Linked DNA regions of Homo sapiens: region 2 is linked to region 1. A link is a loop called in an ENCODE intact Hi-C map of the cell type or tissue named here. Cell type or tissue: HepG2. All regions are shown on one strand. Links, peaks and the distances in the headings refer to the core of each region. The heading gives the core; the rest is flanking DNA. Region 1 has its middle 57 kb from the start of MIR4424. Region 2 has its middle 5.2 kb from the start of MIR4424.

Region 1 (8,341 bases), core at 115-8,114:
GGCTGGCATGCAGTGGGCACGATAGCCCACTGCAACCTCTGCCTCCCAGGTTCAAGCAATTCTCGTGCCTCAGCCTCCTGATTAGCTGGGATTACAGGCACGCACCACCATGCCTGGCTAATTTTTGTGTTTTTAGTAGATACAGGGTTTTGCCATGTTGGCCAGGCTGGTCTCAAACTCCTGACCGGAAGTGATCCGCCCGCCTCAGTTGCATTTTTAATACTCACCACCACCACCACCACCATTATTCTTTCCCCTGCTGTGTGATTTGTATATGAATAGTCCAGGGATGACACTTGGAGAAATACTGGGGTAAAGGTGAAGTAAGACACTTCAAAAGAACTTCAGAAATGGCCCTTCAGAAGAATAAATTGGATCCTGACAGTTTGAGATTAAATATCCAACATATTTCATTGATTTAAGTGATAAGCTTAAATAAGCTAATGAATGGATGATGTACTGAAAGATAGTGCCCACATAAATTTACTACAGAAAAAGATGTTCATTGTAAAAGTTGCTTCTAGAATTGGTTGAAAGTAAGAAAGACCTTTTGCTTTCCACTGCAACTTAGCTCCCTCTAATCCTATTTTGGGACAGTGTTTCTGGCTTCACTCCTTCTCTGACATGATTTCTGTACTGCATTAATGTTCTTCTTCTGTTTTTTGTTTGTTTGTTTGTTTTGTTTTGTTTTGTTTTTCCATTTTGGGGAGATTGATGGAGTCTTGTCATTTTAACAAGGCTGTGTACTAAGCCATGTGGGCATACCACAGGCCAGATGGATGAGTAAGAAACAAAGCTTCAAAGATTCTGGAAACCACTGGTGTATCCAAGAAGGGAAGTAATAGAGCTGTTGTCAATCAATAGCCATGGAATCAAATGATAGCAATTTTGTCACTCAGCATAGATTGCATGAGGCTAGCCCAGGGCTAAATTATTTTCTTTTTATTTTTTATTTTTATTTATTTTTATTTTATTTTTTTTCTGAGACAGAGTTTCTCTCTTGTTGCCCAGGCTGGAGTGCAATGGCATGATCTCAGCTCACTGCAACCTCTGCCTCCCCAGTTCAAGCGATTCTCCTGCCTCAGCCTCCCGAGTAGCTGGGATTACAGGCATGCACCACTGTGCCGAGCTAATTTTTTTATTTTTAGTAGAGACCGGGGTTTCACCATGTTGGTCAGGCTGGTCTCAAACTCCTGACCGCAAGTGATCCACCCGCCTTGGCCACCGAAAGTGCTGGGATTATAGGCCTGAGCCACGGTGCCCGGCTGGCTAAATTATTAAATCACTGAATTTGACTTTGATGTCTCCATGATCTCCACTTTCTGATCATTCCTATTATCCCCGCCTTCTATCCTCAGCAGGGACTTAGGACTCCCACTATGATAGCCCATCCTGCCCTTTCTGATCAGCCTGAACAGGGAACTTGTTCTTTTCTATGACGACACCCCAACTGCACACTGGCCCATTGTCTGTAATGGTAGAGGAAATGGCGGGGATGAGTAAGAGGGGTTTTTAATTTTCTAATTTTCCTAATCAACAAATTTCTGCTGGGTTTAATGTGTTGCTCCTCCTAGCTTACTGGGGACTTTCTGGCAAGAAGATGTCTTGATCCTGAAGAATAAAGCTTCCAGAAATTATAGACACCTCAAGCAGCCTTGGAGCAGAGGTGGGTGGGGGCTGGAGGAGAAATTCTCAGGTAGCAGCCCTCCCTAAGACACGCCAGCCTGGGAGAAGGTAGTACTGACAATTCTGCTCATTTCCAAGGGGTTCATTTATCTGGGGACTGCATGGCGCCAGTCTGGGGACTCACCAGTAAAATGACTCTTCCTAGCCCACCAGTCTCTAGTTCCTGAAATAGAGGACAATGTATGTCATTGAATCTTCTCAGCACCCACAGAAGGAAGGTGTTGTACCACCCCTTGCACAGTTGTAGACCACTGGAGTCTTTCAAAGCTGTACAAACTGGGAAGGTTAAATTCATCGGTGCCAAGGATTAACTATACTGACCCTAAATTCGTCTGTTATCCTGAATTTAAAAAGAAAAACTATCTAGCTGGGCGCCGTGGCTTATGCCTATAATCCCAACAGTTTGGGAGGCTGAGGTGGGCGGATCACTTGAGGCCAGGCGTTCGAGACCAGCCTGGCCAACATGGCAAAACCATTTCTACTAAAAATACAAAAATGAGCTGGGCGTAGTGGTGCATGCCTGTAATCCCACCTACTCAGGATGCTAAGATGGGAGAATTGCTTGAACCCGGGAGGAGGAGGTTGCAGTGAGCCAAGATTGCACCACTGCACTCCAGCCTGGATGACAGAGCGAGACTCTGTCAAGAAAGAGAGAGAGAAGGAAGGAAGGAAGGAAGGAAGGAAGGGAAAGAAAGAAGGAAAGGGAAAGGAAAGAAAAGGAAAAGAAAAGAAAGAAAGAAAAAGAAAGGAAGGAAGGGAGAGAGAGAGAGGGAGGGAAGAAGGGAGGAAGGGAGAAAAGAGACGAAAGAGGAAAGAGAGACTATCCCACCTCCAGGGGTAGACCCTGATTAGTCCAAGTCAATTAATGTAAGTCTGATTCCCTTGCCACAGTGATTGGTTCTGTCAGAACTAAACCAATCAGTCATGGCAATCCCCTGGCTACATTTGACCTAATTCAGGGCGATGAAAAGCAAGATATCAGAGGCCTTCTGGGGAAGGAGCTTTATCATTTTTATGAGAGGGCTGTAGACATGATTCTCTCTCTCCCTTTCTCTGAAAATTGATAAGGAAGCATGTACTAACTATCTTTTTGTTAGCAGCCATCTTGCCCCATGAGAGAAAGGCAGTATTAAAATGAGACTGGCACCAAAAGCAGAACAAAGACCAAGCTGCCAAGTCAAACTAACACTGAGCCCACCCCACCTCTGCACTTCCAGCTATGTGAACAGTGTATGAGTTAGGATCAGGTTCAGTTGCAAGTAACCAGAAACCCCAAACAAGAGTGGCTTCAACAAGTTTAAGTTTTATTTATTTCCCAGGCCAAAAAAAAAAAAAAAAAAAAAAATTTCCAGGGAGAGCATACCTTTTGTCTGGTAGCTCTGTCAGCTAAATTAACACATAATGTATTTCCCCCATCCAAGATGGCTTCTCCAACTCCAGCCATCACACCCAAATCCCGTCAGCAAGGAGAAAAGGAAATGATCCTTCCCAGAAGAGGCGTATAGCACTTCTGCTTGTATGCTAGGAGTTAATTACACAGCCACACCCAGCTTCAGGTGAGGCTGAGAGACTTGTCTTTATTCTGGGAGGCCACGTGACTGGCTAAACCTTGGAGACTGTGCTCCTAGTAGAAGAAGAAAATGGATATTAGAGGATAACTAGAGGCAATTTGAGTTGGGTTTCCTGTTACTTGCAATCAAATATACCCTAATTGGTACAACCTCAGAAACTCCTTTTTACCTGCCATCTGCAATCACATGTTGAAGGATAAAAATGAGAGACTTTTCACTGGGAGCCCCTCAAGATTTTCTCCTCAGGCTTAGGACAGCACCTGGCACATAGAGGCACTTGATAAACATTTTCTAAATTAAAGAAAATTAACTAAGGGGATTCAAATAGAGAGAGTTCAATAGAATTGCTTTTTGACTTGTCAGCTCTAGCCTTGGGCAAGTCCTAAAATCTTCTGAGCCTCGGCTTCCTTGCCTGTTAATGAAAGTAATACTTACCTTCAACCATTGTTATAAATGTTAGTGACAACGCAAAGTGCCTAGCACAATTCCTGGCACATGCCCATGGTTGACACACACACCACATATAAGTATTTTTTAAAATTACGATTATGTGATTAGATGTTTTGAAGGAACCCTGAAGTTGAGAAACAAAGGATTCTGGCAATGTTTCAAACCTACGCAAACTCTATGGACTATTATTAATTCTTATTCTTAACAATGGAAAATATGAATGCTGGATTCAAAGAAAATAATACTTTGAAGAGATTTTTTCATTAAAACTCTGAAGACTTCTCAGATATCAAATGGTTATTTAGTGAGTAGAGTGTGAATGAATCAGAACATACATATTGAATTCATGTTGGAGCCCATAGAACATATGCTTTGCACTCACCTGCTGTCCTAGGACTGAAAAAACAGTGTGATGTTCTGCTAAACCCTAAATGACCTTGTATTGGTCCGTTTGCATTGCTATAAAGGAATACCTGAGGCTGGGTAATTTATAAAGAAAAGAGGTTTATTTGGCTCACAGTTCTGCAGGCTGTAAAAGCATGGCAGCAGCATCTGCTTGGCTTCTGGGGAGGCCTCAGGAAGCTTACAATCATGGCAGAAGGTAAAGGGAGGGACAGTGTATCACATGGCAAGAGAGAGAGAGAGGATGAGGCACCAGGCTCCTCTAAACAACTGGCTCTCATGTGAGCTAACAGAGTGGGAACTCACTCATTACCATGGGGAGGGCACCAAGCCATTCACTAGGGATCCACCCCCATGATCCAACATCTCCCACTGGGCCCCACCTCCAACACTGGAGGTCACATTTCAACATGAGATCTGGAGGGAACAAACATCCAGACCCCATCAGACCTTGAACTTAGCAAACAGACCAAGTGATGAAGAACCACAGGTCACTTTTCAGGACATTCAGCGATTTACAACTCACTCTGATTTGTGATCTTTTTTTGTTTGTTTGTTTTCATTGATTTGGTTTAGAAACCTGAAGGGGAAAATAGAACTATCCCCTTTGTTCACCCACCCACCTGCCAAGGTGTGAAAACAGATGGAAATGTCACTTCTGTGAAGACACCCTCTGATAAGACATGAGACCTCACAGGTGCATAAAAAATTCAGAGTTAGCTTTTAGGTCAAAGCACAGATAAAGCTGTTAGTAAGAGAGCAAAAAGAGAGGCGTGAAGGAGGTTTCTAATGTTAATGGTGACCAACTGTCCAGGCTTCCCTTGTGGAGATGAGGAAACGGCCTCTCAGAGAAATGGTCATTCTTCGCAGGGGTGGTAGCGAACGAACAGAGTGGGGGCAAGAGGCAGTTTCCCATTTCACAGTCCAGTAGACGCTGGCAACAAGGATGTTTAAAAAGACAAGGAAATCTACTTGCAAGGGCAGCACACTAGTTTTAAAGGGTGGCTAGTGCATTAGTGTTTGTGAGGTACTTTCACACATTGAACACTCACACACATTGGACACATGCACTGGCCTTTCACACACATCGGATAGTCACTCATACCAGAGGAGGAGTCGGACTGGGAGAAGTTAAGTGATTTGTCCAAGGGAGAAAAACTGCTCAGAGGTGTGTGACTTCAGATACTCTCCTCTTCTCACTCTACACACAGACATGTCAGAGGCAACATCATTGTGTTTCTTTTTTAAAAGAAGAAAGAAATGCATATTTGTTGTTCTGGTACCATCATCTCCATTTGCTGAATATCTTTGGGGGGAAAAGTCTCCTTTCGAATTCATGAACCGATCTCCAGATTTTCGTGTGTGTGGAGGTGACTGACTCTCTGCCTAGGAGAGGGTCTGTTGCGTCACTTCGTTGGCCTTTCCTTCCCAGTCTCCCGCTCGCCTCCCTGCATGGGCCCTCATTGCCTCACCCCTAAACATCACAGTGGGTCTTTGACGGCCCCTGCAGCCACAACACTCCTGATGAAATGCTGCGCAAACGCAGAAAGCTCCAGACCTAAATTTGATATCAAAATGTTAAAATGTGTGTCATCAAAATGGTCAGTATGTTCTTTCTGTTTTTGTTTTGTTTTGGAGATGGAGTCTCACTCATTCTGTTGCCCAGGCTGGAGTGCAGTGCCACAATCTCAGCTCACTGCAGTCTCCGCTTGCCAGGTTCAAGCGATTCTCCTGCCTCAGCCTCCCTAGTAGCTGGGATTACAGGCGCACGCCACCACGCCCAGCTAGTTTTTGTATTTTTAGTAGAGACAGGGTTTCACCATGTTGGCCAGGCTGGTGTTGAATTCCCGGCCTCAAGTGATCCACCCACCTTAGCCTCCCAAAGTGCTGTGGTTACAGGCGTGAGCCACAGCGCCTGGCTTAAATTGTCAGTGTGTTCTAACCAGTGGGCTCTAATCCTTGTCTAATTGTTCCTCCCTCTCAGGGTAGTTCAATCTTTTGGCTTCCCTGGGCCACACTGGAAGGAGAATTGTCAGGGGCCCCACATAAAATACACTAACACTAACGATAGCTGATGAGGTAAAATAAATAAATAAATAAAAATTAATCGCAAAAAATCTCATGTTTTAAGAAAGTTTAGGAACTCATGTTGGGTTGCATCCAAAGCCATTGCAGGCACCACGGGTCGGACAAGCTTGCTCTAGATTGACTCAAAGTATAATTTATCTCATTTTTTCAAAGGGAAAATCCTCTTTCTCAAAATTGTAGACCTCTTAAGTTTGCTGGGTAGACCATCAAAAACATTAAGCTCTGTTCCTAAAAAATGGCAGGTTTGGGGCTCTGTCCAAGGTTGACTTTGCAGTATTGACCACCAATTGGTGCTTTTTACCCTCATGGAGAAATTGATCTTTCTTTGACCCTTCATTATGTTGACCAGAACCAGTGATGTGCTGGAACCACTTAACTAGCTCATGAGAACTGATCCTTAAGTTTTCAGGAATTTTGCAAACTGGTTGTTAAAAAAATAATCATTATTCACAATGAAATTAAATAAGCTTACAGCTAAATTATATTAAAAACAAATGTAATAATGCATAAAATGTGTAACTTTCTATTTTACCAATATTTTATTTACTAATATTTTACTGATATCTAATACCTATTATCTTGAGATTATTTAGGCCTATTGTATCGATATGGCGGAAACATCATAAAATAGTGTGCTCTTGTGTTTTTCTCCCTAACTCTGCATTTAGTAACATCACATTGGTAGCATGAAATCAGCCATGGAGAGAGTGTTTGCCCCACAGAAACTGGAAGTTGAAAAGGCTGTAAATCAGCCGGGCGAGGTGGCTCACGTCTGTAATCCAGCACTTTGGGAGGCCAAGGCAGGTGGATCACTTGAGATCAGGAGTTCAAGACTAGCCTGGCCAACATGGAGAAAACCTGTGTCTACTAAAAATACAAAAATTAGCTGGCGTGGTGGTGGGCACCTGTAGTCCCAGCTACTCGGGAGGCTGAGGCAGGAGAATCGCTTGAACCTGGGAGGCAGAGGTTGCAGTGAGCTAAGATCGTGCCACTGCACTCCAGCCTGGGCGACAGAGTGAGACGCTGTCTTAAAAAAAAAAGGAAAGAAAAAGCTGTAAATCAGGACTTTATTTCAGAGAGCTAGCTATTTTTTATGCATTTACCAGCATACCATTGACCAGCTGCAAACCAAGCAACGGGAGCATATTGAGATCACTGTTTTTAAGACTATTGCAAAATCTTGTTTATAATACCAACCGCTGAATCAAGGTGTGGAAAAATGACTTTGAAGGACCAGATGAGTGTTAGGCAATGTAAAATAAGGGTGCATTTGGGCCATCCACTCTTTTTTTTTTTTTTTTTTTTTTGAGACAGGGTCTTCCTCTGATGCTTAGGCTGGAGTGCAGTGTCACAATCACAGCTCACTGCAGCTTCAACCTCCCACAGCTCAAGCAATCCTCCCAGCTCAGCCTTCTGAGTAGCTGGGACTACAGGCACATCCCATCACTCCTGACTAATTCTTTTGTATTTTTTGTAAAGATGGGGTCTCACTTTGTTGCCCAGGCTGGTCTCAAACTCCTGGCCTCAAATGATCCTCCTGCCTTGGCCTCCCAAAGTGCTGGGATTACAGCTGTGAGCCACCATGCCCAGCCCCTTGTTTCTTTTGATGTAGATCCTAATGGCGTATACCACTTTTAGATTGCATAGACACACCCCGTTCCATAATTAACAGCAGGTATAGTTTCATTATCAAAAAGCAGCAAAAGAAAATAGTGCTGGCTGGGCATGGTGGCTCACACATGTAATCCCAGCACTTTGGGAGGCCTAGGCAGGTGGATCACGAGGTCAGGAGTTCAAGACCAGCCTGGCCAAGATGGTGAAACCCCGTCTCTACTAAAAATACAAAAAATTAGCCGGGCGTGGTGGCACGCGCCTGTAATCCTAGCTACTCTGGAGGCTGAGGCAGAGAATTGCTTAAACCTGGAGGGGCGGAGGTTGCAGTGAGCCGAGATCACGCCACTGCACTCCAGCCTGGGCGACACAGTGAGACTCCATCTCCAAAAAAAAAAAGAAAAGAAAAGAAAAGAAAATAGTGTTGGCATTTATCCATTTTCAAAAAGAAAAGTTTAACCTCAACAACCAAAGACGTTACACAAAAATTACTGTTTAGGGCAGGCAGCCACCAACATTATCAAACATGTTCA
Region 2 (8,341 bases), core at 38-8,037, 62 kb after region 1:
GTCAAGGTCATCACTGATGAAAATCTGATGCCAGAACAAGCTTGTAATTGTCTAAGTACATTTTGTGTTGCTATAAAGGAATGCCTGAGGCTGGGGAATTTACAAAGTAAAGAGGTTTATTTGGCTCATGGGTCTTCAGGCTGCACAAAAAATACGGTGCCAGCATCTGCTTCTGGTGAGGCCCTCAGATTGCTTCCACTCATAGTGGAAAGTGAAGCGAGAGCCATCTTGTGCAGAAATCACATGGCAAGAGAAGAAGCAGGGGTTGGGGAGGTCCCAGGCTCTTTTTAACAATCAGCTCTCTCTAATAGAGTGAGAACCCACTCATGCCTCCTCCCCTCAGGGAAGCCATGAATCTATTTACCAGGGATCTGCAAACCCCCGCCCCACACTGCCCGATTCAAACACCTCCCATTAGTTCCCACCTCCAACACTGGTGATCAAACTTCAACATAAGATTTGGAGGGGACAAACATCCAAACTATAGCAATAATGCTAATGAGACATCGCTATTTTGGCATTGTTGCCCCAGAAAGACACTGACCACTGCTAATCGGACAGCTCCTACAGGAATTAAGGATGCCAAGGACAGAATAACTATGCTGGGATGTTCCAATGCAGCATGTATGCATAAGTTACATAAGTGTAAACTTGCTGAGGTAGGGAAAAGCTTGCATCCTCACTGTTTCCAAAAAGTGAATTTCATACCAATCTATGATTATATTAAGAAAAAGGCATGGATCACCAGGAATATCTTTTCTGATTGATTTCACAAACATTTTGTACCAGTGGCATGTGCTCACTGCTGGGAAGCTGGGCTGGATGGCAATTGGAAGATTTCATTATTCCTTGACAACTGTTATGCTCATTCTCATCCGCCAGCTGAAATTCTCACCAAAAATAATGTTTATGCCACGTACTTTCCCCCAAATGTGACTCCATTATTTCAACCACATGACCAGGGAATTCTTAGATAAGAGTAAATATAAAAACACTTTCTTAAACAGCATTCTAACAGCAGTGGACAGAGGTGTGGGTGTGGAAGGTTTTCAAAAGGAGTTTAGCTATGTATACTATATATGCTTTTGCAATGCTTGGCACACAGTGACTAAAGTCACTGGCCTGGCATAACCTGTGTCCTACAACTATGTTCAGTGATGATGATAAACAAGATGGTGACTCTAAAGGATTCCATATGTCAAGTTAGAATAAAATGATGCCTGACCTCCTTACATATGCAAAAAATATACTTTTGGAGTCTCTAAGTAAGCTGGAAGAAGTGAATATTGAAGACTTTTTAACATCAATACCGAGGCTCCAGTTGTTCATTCACAGATTTATGGTAAAATAGCGAAAATGGTTCTGAATCAAGGTGATTGTGATCATAGTGATGACGAAGATGATGTTGTTAACACTGCAGAAAAAGTGCCTACAGATGACATGGTGCAAATGTGTGATGAGCTTATTGAAGGATTTGAGCAGTGTGCATTCATAATAGAACAAGAAATCATGTCTGTTTATAAAATCAAGAGAGACTTCTAAGGCAAAAACCATGGTCAATGAAGCAGATTAATCTGGAGGAAACACTTTAAAAAGCCAGCAGATGCCCCCTCATCCCTAGAGGACCCACTTCCTGGTCCTTCAACTTCTTTTGATGTTTCTTCTCACCTAAAAAAAAGAAATACAGGCTGGGCGTGGTGGCTCACGCCTGTAATCCCAGCACTTTGGGAGGCCAAGGTGGGTGGATCACCTGAGGTCGGGAGTTTGAGACCTGACCAACATGGAGAAACCCCGTCTCTACTAAAAATACAAAATTAGCTGGGCGTGGTGGCACACCTGTAATCCCAGCTACTTGGGAGGCTGAGGCAGGAGAATCGCTTGAACCCGGGAGGCGGAGGTTGTGGTGAGCTGAGATCGCGCCGTTGCCCTCCAGCCTGGGCAACAATAGCGAAACTCTGTCTCAAAAAAAAAAAGAAAGAAAGAAAAAGAAAAAGAAATACAGTGTAAAGTTGTAACTTTTTAATTGAAACGCAGCATTGTAGACAGAGAAGCAAAAACATTTGCTTCCTTTGTCGTTACCATTGTTTCACAGCTGATACAGGTATTCTGGCGATGCCACTGTGCTGCTTAGTTTCCCTGAACACATTATTTTTTCACTGTATTAATGATATTTCACATTTTTTATTGTAAGTACTAATGTGTGAATAAGTCTGAGAAAATGGTTGCTTATTGGTAGCATATAAATTCAGAGTCAGGAATGATGATGATGCCAAACAACCACAGATTGTCCACTTGGGTGGCTGAGATAGTGATACTTGTGCTTTCTGATGGTTCAGTGTACACAAATTTTGTTTTGTGCACAAAATTATTTAAAATATTGTATAAAATTACCTTCAGGCTATGTGTATAATGTATATATGAAACATAAATGAACTTTGTGTTTAGACTTGGCTCCCATCCCTAAGATATCTCATAATCTGGAAATATTTCAAAATCTGAAATCCAAAACACTTCTGGCCCCAAACATTTCAGATAAGGTATATTCAACCTGTATCTGCACTCCCATTCTCATTGAGCAGTATTCACAGTAGCCAAGATATGGAAATAATACAAGTGTCTGTCCACAGATGAATGGATAAAGAAAATGTTATACACACGCACATACACACACACGTGCACATACACACACACAGACACACACACACACATATTGGAATATCATTCAGCCATGAAAAAGGAAGAAGATCCCACGATTTGTGATAACAGGCTTGAACCTGGAGGAGATTATGCTAAGTGAATTAAGCTAGATATAGAAAGACAAATACTATATTATCTCACTTATATGTGGAATCTATACTAGTCAAACTCATAGAAGCAGAGAGTAGAATGGTGGTTGCCAGGGGCTGAGGCGAGGGGGAAGGGTTGTGGAGGGAGATGTTAACTGAAGGTACAGACTTTCAGTTCTAAGATTAATAAATTCTGGGAATTTACATACATCATGGTGACTATTGCATACTTTTTTTTTTTTTTTTTTGAGACTGAGTCTTGCTCTGTAACCCAGGCTGGAGTGCAGTGGCGCAAACTCAGCTCACTGTAACCTCTGCCTCCCAGACTCAAGTGATTCTGCCACCTCAGCCTCCTGAGTACCTGGGACTACAGGCATGCTCCACCACACTCAGCTAATTTTTGTATTTTTAGTAAATGGGGTTTCACCATGTTGGCCAGTCTGGTCTCAAACTCCTGACCTCAAGTGATCCTCCCACCTCAACCTCCCAAAGTGCTGGGATTACAGGCATGAACCACCACACCCGACCTATTGTGTACTTGAAATTTGCTGTGTGCATAGATCTTAAGTGTTCTCACCACAGGTGACAATGTGAGGTAATGGATATGTTAATCAGCTTGATTGTGGTAATCATTTCACTGTGTGTGTATACATATAAAACATACATATAATCAAATCTTTATTATATGGATAAAATCATCACATTGTACATGTTAGAGGTATACAATTTTTATTTTTTGATTATACCTTAATAAGGCTAGAAAAGTTAAACCATTTTTCAAAATAAAAAATTAAAAACAATAAAATGTAAATGCTCATTTTAAAAATCAGAGAAGTAGATATAAGAAAAAAGGAAAAAGTATCCATAGTGCTACCATCCTTCATCTTCAAGTCTTTGCTCAAATATCACTTTCTCAGTGAGGCTTTTCAGGACACGTGGTTTAAACTTGTTGCACTACCACTTCCACATACACAAATGCTGGGTTCTTCTGATCTTTAGCACTTCAGGATGTGTGAATCACTGTTTAATTTATGTCTTTGTTCATTGTCTATATTCCTACCCAGAATTTAGGCTCCATGAGGTCAAGGACTTTGTCCACTTTGTTCACTGTTTTATCCTTAGTGCCTGTACATTGTTGGTCTTGAATAAACGTTTGTTGGAGGAATCCAAACACAAGTACTGTTAACATTTAGACTTTTTTCTTCTAGTTTTCTAGGCAGCAAGTTTTACTATTTTGTAACAGGATGGAACACTAACATCTATTCAATGCCAGGCACTGCGCTAGGGATTTTACATACTATATTTCATTTTATCTCTCAAAACCCCTCAAAGATATTATCCCTGATTTACAGATGAGAAAAACAAAAGCTCAAAGATATTAATATGCTCAAGTTCACACCCTAGGAAATTGAAACTGGATTCAAATCAAAATCCATGACTCTAAGTCTGTGCAATTTCACTGCATCATTGTCCTCTATATAGTTGTACTCTAGCTGTATCTGTATTCATATTTATCTTTTTCCACTTAGTTTTATATCCTAAGTATTTCCTCATGTCATCACATTCCATTTCCTATTTTAATGGAAAAAGCTAACTGTATAAATGAGGGTCATACTAGAGATAGCAGTAATATACATTGGCTGAAGGTCATAAACACCTATCATTTAAGCGTTTCATTATGAACTTTCCTAAAAATCATATTTAATCTAACCTTCGTGCTTTTATCCAAAAGCTCATCCCTACTCCTGTTCACCTACCCATATTTGTATTACTTGGGATTCTCAGATTCAACCTAATCACTTAAGTTTTTGTTTTTTAGGGAGGTTATTTATGATAAGACACAAGATTCACTCACAGATTTGAAGCTGAACAGTTAAGCCTTGAAAAAGTCCTCTGGCCCTTGGCCATTGGGGCTTGCTTACCATCCCCTGCCTTTGAATTTCTGCCTGTTGGCATCATCCTCTCAGACCAGCTTTGAAGACATAGCTGCCTTGGGCACACATCCTTGCAGCTCTCTGACTAGAGAAAAAAGGAATATCTTTCTTCCGCTTGAGTCTGAAAATGAGTGGTAAAAAGACACTGAATGACCTGGGCGGGACTTTGTGCCTATCTAGAGACCAGTCAATGTGCCCAGAAGAAAGAAGAACACTGATTAACTCAACTTGAGCATGTGCCATACCTCTGAAGTACTTCATGATTAGTAGCCCCCACATGGTTTTAAGGAGCATTTGCCAGAAAAAAAAAAATGCCTGTTCTGTACAGACAAAAGGTTGAATGCCCCTCTATAGGCCACCGCACCTGGCCTCAGGTGCTTTTTGAGTGGACTGAACTTCACGATCATTACCTCACATCCTCACATCACAGGTCAAATCCTGTCTCCTTTCTTGATGACTTCATTCATTATGAGAAAAGGTTCATGGAGCGCCTACCATGTGGTAGGCATTGCTAGGTTCTGGAGACATCCATTTACTCATTCAGTCAGTCAGCAATTTTTATTCAGAGCTTTCTGTGCCAAGTACTATGCTAAGTTGCTGGGGGACACAGCAGTGAGGAAGACAGATGAGATCTCTGCCCTCTCAGAACTTGTGTCATGTCGGCCAGGCGTGATGGCTCATGCCTGTAATCCCAACACTTTGGGAGGCTGAGGAGAGTAGATCACCTGAGGCTGGGAGCTTGAAACTAGCCTGGCCAACATGGCGAAACCCTATCTCTACTAAAAATACAAAAAATTAGCTGAATGTGGTTGCACATGCCTGTAATTCCAGCTACTCAGGAGGCCGAGGCTGGAGAACTGCTTGAACCTGGGAGACAGAGGTTGCAGGAAGCCAAGATCACACCACTGCACACCAGCCTGGGCAACAGAGCGAGACTCTGCATCAAAAAAAAAAAAAAAAAAAAAAAAAAAGCAAAATTTATGTGGGGACAACAGTTAATAAACAAGTAGATAAATGAAACAATTACAGATTGTGAGAAGAAATGAAGAGATGAAAAGCGTACCTTATTCAGAGAATGATGAGGGTGGGCATGGGGGAGGGTGTCTGCTTGGGTGGTGAAGGCCAGGCTCTCTGAAGAGCTGATACTGGAAAACTTAACCAACCCATGTGTCCTCCTTTTGAAGCCCTCACAGGCCTTGGCATAGAGGCTGAGCACATGAAGATCTGCTAAAGTGAATGGGAAACTAGGGAAATGAAAATAAATATCTAGCTTAGTGTAAAAGTAAGGAAATATTTTTTGAAAATTGAAACCTGTTGGGTAAAGGTCATGCTCTCTTAGAGCTTTTGAAAAAAAACACATCATTTAACAGTCATTAAGAAAAAATGTGTGACCACAGGAACTGCAGAGTTCATAGGTTTCAATACATATTTCAAAACAAGCCTCAGAAATAACAATCCAATGTGTCATTGCTATACAACTCCTTGAAAAATAAATCCACAACAAAAGGAAAAAAATAAGACTATTTTGCAGTCCAGATATCTAAGTATTAAAGAACTTATAGGAGCCTCTGAAAATCCAGTAGGCATGTTTATGTCTTTATGATGATCTTCTCCCCTGGATAAATTTGTTTTTAGAAAGAACTAAAAACTTCTATTTTGAGATTGCTCTGTACACATGCATGATATTTGACCATGTAGAGTCATGAACATGCTCTGTCTATACATTCACATACATAAAGACAGGGGGATGTGGAAAGGATATGGATTTAGTCAGATAGAATTGGGTCCCAATTCTGGTTCCAGTACTTTTTTTTTTTTTTGAAACGCAGCTTCACTCTGTCATCCAGGCTGTATTGCAATGGTGTGATCTCAGCTCACTGCAACACCCGCCTCCCAGGTTCAAGCGATTCTCCTGCCTCAGCCTCCTGAGTAGCTGGAATTGCAGGCACCCACTGCCACACCTGGCTAATTTTTGTATTTTTAGCAGAGACGGGGTTCACCATGTTGGCCAGGCTGGTCTTGAACTCCTGACCTCAGGTGATCCACCAGCCCCAGCCTCCCAAACTGCTGGGATTACAGGCATGAGCCACCGCGCCCGGCCTGGTTCCACCACTTATTAGCTGTGTGATTTTGAACAAGTTATTTGACTTTTCCAGGCCTCATTTCTCATCTGTGAAATAGAGGTAATAATAACTTCACAGGGTTTTCTGAAGTTTTCATTAAATCAGATGTGTTGAATGCTAGGTAGATGTATTGAATGTGAAACAGAGGCAAACCCTAATGAATGGTATTTATTCATTTATTTAAGATTTACTTATTTACTAGGCCTGGACAAGACATAATCTCATTTCTATTACTCTTACAGTCTATGAAAGAGAAAATTCAGAATATTTCGTTTGCTTCTGATTCTGATCACACTAGAAACATTAAATGACAACCACTACTATTTCATTAACATATCAGGAGTCAATTGGAACAAGTTCAGCTGTGAAATAATTTTGAAAAGGTTAAGTGTTTTTCTGTTCTTTCTGCTTTAGCTCAGAACATACATGGGATACATTTAATTATTCATGTGTAAAGGAAAGATCCCAAATAACATTCAGTCAAACCAGTATTTTCACAGGCCAGAGGGGCCTTGGCCATCTGTGTGAGTGTTGTTGCCTCTCCTAAGTTTTCTGCTCATTCCTGCATCTGTGATCTGGTTCAAGGTGCTTTTTTCTTTTTAATTTTTCACTTTTTATTTTTTTATTTGAGATAGGGTTTCACTCCTGTCACCCAGGCTGGAGTGCAGTGGCACGATCTTGGCTCACTGCAGCCTCCGTCTCCCACACTTAAGCGATTCTCCTGTCTCAACCTCCTGAGTAGCTGGGACTACAGGCACATGCCACTACATCTGGCTAATTTTTTTTTTTTTTTTTTTTTTTTTTTAGTAGAGACAGGGTTTTGGCATGTTGCCTAGGCTAGTCTCAAACTCCTGAGCTCAAGTGATCTGCCCACCTTAGCCTCCCAAAGTGCTGGGATTACAGGTATGAGACACCACACCTGGCCTCAAGTGCTTTTTGACAGGACTGAACTTCACATCTACTCATCTCAATTTCATTCATCCTCCTACCTAGTTATTCATCCTCCTTACCTAGTTACTCATTCCATCTGCCATCATAGCTTTGGTTTTAGGGAAAGGGGATTTCACAGTTCTTTTGTTCCATCAACAAACAATATTTACTCTTGAATGTCTCAAATTTTTCTCACCTTTTTATAAGCAGGAATTCCCCCTTAAATTGTCTCAGCCCGTCTTTAAGTCATGCTGCCTCAAAAATGGAGTACTGGTATCTTATAGTTACTTATAGTGACTTGGTCCATATTCCACCTAAAGTAGAAATCTTTAAAATATCCTACTTGAGATGATGGGGCAATCAATACTTGAAGACATAGCCAAGTCCTTATGGGTAGCTCTAATCTTAAGAAAGGTTTTCTTTTCGTTAAACAGTTCACACAGGCTATCTCTGGAGAGTAGAGATGGAGGAAGGTGAGAGGCAGGAAAGGAAAGGGAAAGGAGGAGAAAGATTTTCAAGTTTCATAATATACCCTTTTGTTATGAATGTATTTTTTCCCTTGTGGGTG

What was found. Peaks named below come from ENCODE experiments on the same cell type or tissue, not always from the same donor. Only the 100,000 strongest peaks of a DNase experiment are listed, where the experiment ranks them.
Region 2: it touches region 1 in a loop (2.0-fold over the local background); 6 of 110 quality-filtered maps call a loop at or near these places.

Annotation. Positions count from the first base shown.
Region 1 is chr1:178,616,494-178,624,834 of GRCh38, forward strand. No RefSeq gene overlaps it. Among named protein-coding and RNA genes, the nearest start is that of MIR4424, 57 kb to the right of the region's middle. In HepG2, for the core only: no CTCF peak of the experiment used is centred there; a DNase peak (open chromatin) is centred at 4,518; H3K4me3 peaks cover 632 bases.
Region 2 is chr1:178,678,782-178,687,122 of GRCh38, forward strand. No RefSeq gene overlaps it. Among named protein-coding and RNA genes, the nearest start is that of MIR4424, 5.2 kb to the left of the region's middle. RefSeq lists enhancers at 3,080-3,640, 5,190-6,389. In HepG2, for the core only: no CTCF peak of the experiment used is centred there; DNase peaks (open chromatin) are centred at 3,860 and 6,100.